Linked DNA regions of Homo sapiens: regions 2 and 3 are each linked to region 1. Evidence: chromatin loops called from intact Hi-C (ENCODE). Cell type or tissue: CD4-positive, alpha-beta T cell. All regions are shown on one strand. Region 1 has its middle 10 kb from the start of GRID1. Region 2 overlaps GRID1 (glutamate ionotropic receptor delta type subunit 1). Region 3 holds the start of LOC105378400 (a long non-coding RNA gene).

Region 1 (2,500 bases):
TGGCTGATTACAGTTCTATTCCATGGAGCTATCATACATTATTTAATCATTCATTTGCTATTGAATATTCTCCCCAATTTTTACCATTATAAACAGTGCTTCGGTAAAAAATACTTACACATGCATTTTCAGCTTTTATGCAATTATTTCCTTAGTAGAATAAATACCTAGCAGTGGAATTGCTGGGTCAAAGGTTATGCGTCATTTAAGTCTCTAATACATAGTTCCAAAATTGCCCTCCAAAGCTGTTTTTAAAACCAGTCTACGTTTCCATGGGCAATTCATGAAAGTGTCTGCTTCTCTGCACCTTCAGCAACACTAAGCGTTATTCTTTGTTTCATTCTTGATAAATGAAAAATTGCATCTCTAAGTTGTTTTAGGGTGCATTTCCTACCCACTGGGAACACTGACTGTTCTTTTGCCAGTGTGTGGCTCTTTGTGGGGTCACCTGAGGGTAGCGGCCTGCATCTACCATCATCTGTTGAAGGTCTGTGACCATAGAAGGGAGGGTCTCCTTGGCCTATGGGCCAGTGATCAAGCCTCTCCAGGAAATGTTGGGGAGAGTAGCCAAAGGCTAGACTTCTGGAGTCCACGAGATTTCCAGACTGGAATCATCTGGAATCATGGAGCTGACCTTCCTTCACAGGAGGCCGGGCCATCCCCGTGATCCCCTGCTAAGGGTCATGGTGGGCAGGACAGACACAAGTCCTAATGTGGACCCAGAGCCTGGTGGTTGGGGGTGAGGGGAGACCTTGGGTAGGCCCAGGCGAGGACTGGACGTTTTTGGGGACTGGCAGGGAAGGGAAGCTAATGCCAGGCCCTGAGACCTGGAAGGCTGTTACGGACTCTGAGATGCCCGAGGGAGTTGAATAAGGAGGAAGGAGGGGCCATCCAGGAAGCAGGCTGAGCACAAGCAAAGGCCCAGAGCAGGTTCAAGCATGGGGTGGGCTCAAGCCCAGATCAGGACCACACGGCCCGCGCATCCTCTCCGCCACACTCCCTCCCCAGAGGCCGCGCGCGCCCGCATGCCCCGCTCAGGCCCAGCTCGTCCGCAACCTAATGAAAGCCGAGGTGGGGGTTGTCCAAACATCTCCCGACCCTCACTCTGTGCCTGACCTGGGCCGCGCCCTGAGCCACCGCGCAATTGCCCACATTTCACAGATGGGGGGATTGTGCACGGACCAAGAATGGTCAAGGGCCTCCAGGCCCCACGAGGGGCCGAGAAATAGCCACGCGCGCCGGGGGTTTGAGGGCTGGAGAACCTCATGGAAGAGGCGGTGGGGCGCCCTGCCCCAAGAGACCCCGGGCTGAACAGAGACAGCGGTCTCCGGCCCCCGTGCCCGCCCTACTGGGCTGACGGCTACACGGGCTGGTCTGCCGATTCCGCAGGTGACAGCGCGAGGGACGCAGCGAGGGCGCAGGCCGCCGCGAGGCGCGGTTTCCAAGCCCAGTCGCCGGCGCCGCCCAGGAGCAGCCGCAGTGCAATGCTGCCCCCTGCCGGCAACCGCGGGAACGGGCCCCAGGCGCTGCCGCGCGAGCCGCCCCAGGAGGGAGGACCTGTCCCAAGGATAACCGCACCTCTACGTGGTCCGGAAGGCCTGCACGCTGATGGGCGGTGGGAAGCCCAACAGGGCCTGGTCTCAGTGAAAATAACAGCAATAGCCCACATTTACATAGCGTTTACTACGAGACAGGCACTATTTTAATGCTTTGCATACATTAACTCATGTAATCCTCACCCAATCCTTCACAAGGGAGGCGCTCTTATTATTCCCATTTTACAGAGCAGTAAATGGAGGCACAAGAGAGTTATGTAACATGCCCAGCTGGTATGTGGCAAAATAGGATTTGAACCCAGGCATTCTGGCTCCCCAGCCCACGTCTTTGAACTATCTGCCAGTCAGAAAAGCCAGTGGGGGATCCACTTTACACAGCCCAGCACCCCTGTGTAAATTCCTGCGGATTTCTAGAGCCCAACCCCCATGGTCAGCCCCTGCTGCAAATAACAGGCAGGCGTCCTATAGCGTGGATCATTAACCATTCTCCGTCTGGACCACACACGGAGGGACTGGGACCCTGGATTTCCCAGGGGTCTGTTGGAGACTGCCTGAGCCTTCCCTGAGAGCCTTAAAAGGCCAGGATCCAAAGAGGTGACCCCAGTGTCCTCCTCCTCAGGCCATCCAAGATCCGAAGCAGGAAGAGGGCCTGGGTGAGCTCAGCTTTTGTGAAGAGCTCACTGTGTGCAGCATCTGTCCTGGCAGCCCCCAGTTCTTGCCGCTTCCCCCTCACCCTGATTCCTGCCAAAGTTTCAGGCTCAGCTCTGTCAAAACAGTAAGTCAAATTGTGACAGTCCTACTTAAAGCTCTTTACTACAACTCAACAACAAAACCAACCTGATTAAAAAATCAGGCAAAGGACATGAATAGACGTATCTCCAAAAATGAGATATAAATGACCAATAAGCACATGAAAAGATGCTCAACATCACTAGCCATTAGGG
Region 2 (2,500 bases), 380 kb before region 1:
AATCTCAATCCTAGCACCCGACATCTCTGCCCTTAAATCACACACCTGGAATTAGATGCTGGGGACCACACAGAACCCTAGCTGCCCACTTCAGTGATAACCATAAAACTGGCCAAACCCAAGGGATGCTGGGAGGCCCTGAAATGAAGAAATAGAGGTCCATTCTGGTTGGAATATGGATACACACATGCTGCCACTTATTGGTGAGCTGTTAGATACTCAGCACGTGATTACGCAGTTGTGGCAGTGGACAGAATGCTGGGGTCCCCCAGCTGGTCGCCTGGTAGTCCAGAAACCATGGCTGTAAACTCATCTCCAGCTGTCAGAAAAGAGTAGGTAAGATGGCCTATGCTTTTACAGAGACAGCCTACTATGGACCAGAATTCCCTACTTTTGAATTCAGTTTAAAGGTTATTGAAGCAATCAAAAGCACCTAATATATAAAATTTATTGAGAATGCAAGACAGAATCTTTAGTCAAAATGCCATTTGGCTTATATTTTTAAACATTTCCACCTGGCTGAAACAACTGCAAATGTAAAATTAACCTTCATAGACACTGTTTGCCTTCACATGCTTACTATAAATGTTTTTAAAGGCACATAGTTGAGTTTTATGTTCTTTCCATTTATTTTCATGTTAGACTTGCGGATTTTTATGTTAAAAGTTATTTTTCAGAAGTGGAACCCTGCACCTATAGAAAATAATGCTACAGCCATAGAAAATAGAAGCTTCTCTTATAACAATTCAACTTAAAGGCATTATTCAGGAACAAAGTCGTTTCCAATAATCTATCACTAGTCGTGGAACTTTGATGGGACGGCCACCTATCAGCAATCCTGTATTTTATTTCTGGGTAGAGCAAGTGTCCTAAGAGAATCCTGGAAAGAGAGGAAGTTCCCAACTAGCAGGCAGCCGGATGCCTCTGCTCCCAATCTGTTGGCTCTGCCTTAGTTTTCAGGGTCTCCAGCCTTAGGGGTGAGGAAGAGTTTCGGACCCCCACTCACATGACTCCATAAAAACTATGCAAGGGGAAAATGTTCCCCAGTTGACTAGGTGTGCATGTCTGATTAAGGAACACTGACTAGGTGTAATGGAGTAAGAGCACCCACCATGATTCTCCCCTGAACATAGTCATAAAACCTGGACAGAATGCATGTGGCAGCTATTCAAGGAGTCTGATGAGTAAACATGAGCAGGCAGATAGGAGAAGAAAACAAGAATTCAAAGAATACCAAACTGGCTGTAAGTTTACCAAGCTTTTATCCTCTAACCCTCTTGACCCCTTGCCCTAGAGGCAGATGCAGCCACAAAAGTGTGCAGCAGAGCAAGAACTCCAAAGCCACAGCTGATTGGAGAACCATCAAAGAGTCCCTCAGAATAGGAAAAGAGTGAGGATGTCACAGAGAAGGAAAATCTCAGGAAAGCAACTCTAACAAGCGGTTTATGAAGTCCTGGGCTCACTCCTGAGCTGCTCATACGTGGATAGGATTCTAATCAGTATATAAAAGCTGTGAATAAAAGATAAAAGACAGATTACCATTAGGTTCCAGACTGGCCACTGGGTGGCACACACACCAGAATGATTAGAAGAGCACGGCAAATGCTTTCAAACCTGAGCTGACATTGGTAACAGCCCACAGGCAACATGCTGGAGCTTGTGGCCTGAACTTAACCTGCTAAAACAAAAATATCAACACCTTTCACAGAATGTAAGTGAAACCAAGAGTCATAATATTCAAAATTCCCAAGATAAAATCCAAAATTGCTCAGAATAAGAACAAGCAAAATCTAAACTCACATGGGAAAAGATAATCAGCAAACATCAACCCAAAGATGACGTGGATGTAATTTTCTGGCAAAGGCTTTAAAGTAACTATTATAAAAATGTTCCAACAAGCAATTGTGAACACTCCTAAAAGAAATGGAAAAATAAAAAGTCCCAGCAAAGAAATACAAGAAACTTTTAAAAAACCAAATAGGAATGTTATGCTGAAGTATACAATAACTAAAATTTAACAACAAAAAAAATTTCACTGGATGGGCTCAATGAAGAACGATGATGACAGAGGAAAGAATCAATAAACTTGAAGACACATCAATAGTAATGATTCAGTCAGAACAAGAGAAATATATTTTTAAAAATGAACAGAGCATCAGGGACCTATGAAACAAAAACAAAAGATCTAATATTTGTGTTATCAGAGCAACCAGTCTTGCCAACATGGTGAAACCCTGCCTCTACTAAAAATATAAAAATTAGCCAGGCATGATGGTGGGTGCATGTAATCCCAGCTACTCAGAAGGCTGAGGCAGGAGAATCGCTTGAACCCAGGAGGTAGAGGTTGCAGTGAGCTGAGATCATGCTATTGCACTTCAGCATGGGCGACAAAAGCGAAACTCCATCTCAAAAAAAAAAAAAAGAAAGAAAGAAAGAAAAGAAAAGGAAAAAACTGAGAAATAATGGCTTAAAACTTATCAAATTTGTTGAAAGACAAAAA
Region 3 (2,500 bases), 1.5 Mb before region 1:
ACTTAGATGACTAGTCATGGCAAGCGTTACTTCCCAGGGGGACAGATTCTGGTGCAATGTTACTCCTTTGGAAGAAGATGAAAGATAACCATGAAGTTTAAGACCTACAGCCTTAAAGGTACAAGAAGCATGCTACAGAGCCAGACTGAAAGAAAGAAATGCATAAATGAATATATCAAATTGATCTTTGTTCAATCATAAATTGAACAAAGAATTCTTAGAAATTGGAAGTGGAAGCTTAGCCCCAAAGTGGGAAGTTTTACCTGCTTGGAAAATTGAATTTGTTACCCTTTGGGATAGTGAAGTTCCTGGATAGCTTAAAGGAGTGTCTAAAATGTGGGTCCCTGTAAATGATGACTGTGAGCAGTAGAGCTCTAGCAGTGGGGACACGTTGCCATGGAAACCCTGAAGCTGGAAGCTCCTCAGGGCCTCAGAAAGGCTGTCAATTAGATCCATACTCTTGGGGAGTTTAATGAAAACAGACACTTGTCATTTTTTTAGCAGCCATCTAACATTATATACATTTAAAATATTTCCATGGAAAGAAAAGCCTGCCGTTAAGTTTAGCTGTTTATTTTAAGAGAATTCCCTTGTGTGGCTTTGACAGGGCAGATTTTTTTTTTCCTTCTTTCTTCACATTAAAGGAGAAAAGTGAGGCCCTCCAGTGTTTAGCAGAAACACAATTAGGAGAGTCACTGATGGTGGTTCATTCAGGCTGTTCAAGAGGCGCTTCAGTCCTCCTGCCCTTATTTACATCACAGTGGGGATGGGTGGTCCTACTGGCCCCTTCATGTTGTTGCCTCTCAAACTAGATCCCTCAGACTTCTTTGGAATTGTGCACCTACGCTGACTGGCTGGTAGGCACTTTTCTTTTAATGGGGCAGCTTAGGAAAGAAATCTTCATTAGATATCACTGTCTTCAAATGTCACGTGCTGAAGAATAAGGAATCATATTAGACTGACTTGCCATCTGAGGCCGGCTGCTGGGATCTGACTCTCCCCAAGAACACAAATCAATAGTCAACACAGAAACCACACTCCAAAGAGAAGCTGGTTCCAAGAGTGGCTATTACTATTTGCTTTCAATTGAATGTATGTATGTAGATATGTATGTGTTTATGTATTTGTTTATTTTTACCTAAATATGCCATTTTTGAGTTGTATTTTGCAGAAGAAACATATATATCTTGTATCATGGATATGACTGACTGTGAGATGGGAACGCTTTTTCAAACTAGACTGGGAACAGAGGCCCTGGTGGTCATGAACAATGTCAGGCGCATACAAAGAGCTGAAAGCCCATTCCAATCAAGTCTGTCTTTGCCCAACCCATTAGGCAGTCAAATGACAATTGAAAATCCAGTTCCCCACATTGAGAATCAAAGACTGGTGTCTCCTTGACTTCTGAGCCCAGGGCATCCTACTCTTTTTACTTTCCTTTTAAATGTCAAATCATAAGTAGGTCAACAGAAACCAGAGTGTTGTTACTTCTCCAGTTAAGTTTGGCTCATAAGAATGTAGCAAACTTTACTACATTTGGTTTTTAGCAATATTTGAAAATTGCATTTTATCGTTTGGATCTGCTAATTATCACATCTCTACTTGTGGCAAAGAAACTAACAATATTGATATGGAAAAGCACAGATATTGCTCGGCCTCACTGATTGAATCGGTGGGCGGTGGGGGGCGGTGGGCAGTAATCATACAGATTCCCAAAGTATGTATATTTTGTGGCCCTGGATAAAGATTATTCTAAGAAACCCCTTCTTGGTATAGTTACAGTAATTGTGGTAATTAGCACAGTAAAAAGAAGAAACATCAAGCCCTCATCAGATATCTGTCCCCACACAGCTCTTTCCTCTATTATCACACACTGCAAATGGTGGTTGGCAGAATGATTATACACATCATATGTATTAAAGTGGGAAGTGTTGAACAATGGTCAGAATGTAAGACTTAACATGGGGCCCAGCCACTAATTAACTGTCTGATCTTGGGAAAGTCATTTGTACAGCCTGGCTTTCAGTTTTACCACCTATAATATAAGAAAGCTGAACTAATTGATCACAAGTTTTCTTTTTGATTTTCCAGGTGCAAAGCCTCCCATTTTGCCTTGAGGACCATAGCAAATACCTCCTTTCTGGATGGACAAGGGAGACCCTTGTCAGCAAGAATTGTGCTACAGTCTCCCAGCCTAACCACAAGGACACACAAGGACTAGAACATTCGCTCTGCTTCTACACAGCATTGGCAAGAGTTTGAACACCTCTTTCTCAAACCAACAGCAAGAGTTGCCCAGGAAGTGCATTCACTAACATACTCCCCTAAATATTCTTGTGTGAAAAGAAGAGATATGTTGCCATGAATGGGTCTTTCAGTTGGTATTTGTAGGACTGCAAAGTTGCAAAGCTGGCAACATGGTAATAGCTTAGAGTGTTAAATTTTGTGATTTACTACTTGATATGGTAGCACAAAATTAGAACTACAAGAAGAATAAAGG

Evidence for each region. A loop is a pair of places that touch in the nucleus more often than their neighbours do. Peaks named below come from ENCODE experiments on the same cell type or tissue, not always from the same donor. Only the 100,000 strongest peaks of a DNase experiment are listed, where the experiment ranks them.
Region 2: a loop joins it to region 1, with 7 times the contacts of the local background. A loop is called at or near these places in 48 of 110 quality-filtered maps.
Region 3: it touches region 1 in a loop (10-fold over the local background); 7 of 110 quality-filtered maps call a loop at or near these places.

The regions. Positions count from the first base shown.
Region 1 is chr10:86,375,917-86,378,416 of GRCh38, forward strand. No RefSeq gene overlaps it. Among named protein-coding and RNA genes, the nearest start is that of GRID1, 10 kb to the left of the region's middle. RefSeq lists an enhancer at 1,158-1,700 and silencers at 1,178-1,376, 1,336-1,630, 1,480-1,529, 1,540-1,599. In CD4-positive, alpha-beta T cell, CTCF peaks have their summits at 1,461 (motif pointing left) and 1,662; a DNase peak (open chromatin) is centred at 1,465; H3K4me3 peaks cover 341 bases; H3K27me3 peaks cover 1,060 bases.
Region 2 is chr10:85,994,422-85,996,921 of GRCh38, forward strand. All of the region lies in intron 4 of GRID1 (glutamate ionotropic receptor delta type subunit 1), which reads right to left. Among named protein-coding and RNA genes, the nearest start is that of MIR346, 270 kb to the right of the region's middle. In CD4-positive, alpha-beta T cell, no CTCF peak of the experiment used is centred here; a DNase peak (open chromatin) is centred at 1,560; H3K27me3 peaks cover 970 bases.
Region 3 is chr10:84,846,440-84,848,939 of GRCh38, forward strand. LOC105378400 (a long non-coding RNA gene) reads left to right here and starts at 796. Exons shown (of 4, transcript XR_946150.2): 1 at 796-1,092; 2 at 2,092-2,500. In CD4-positive, alpha-beta T cell, no CTCF peak of the experiment used is centred here; no DNase peak of the experiment used is centred here.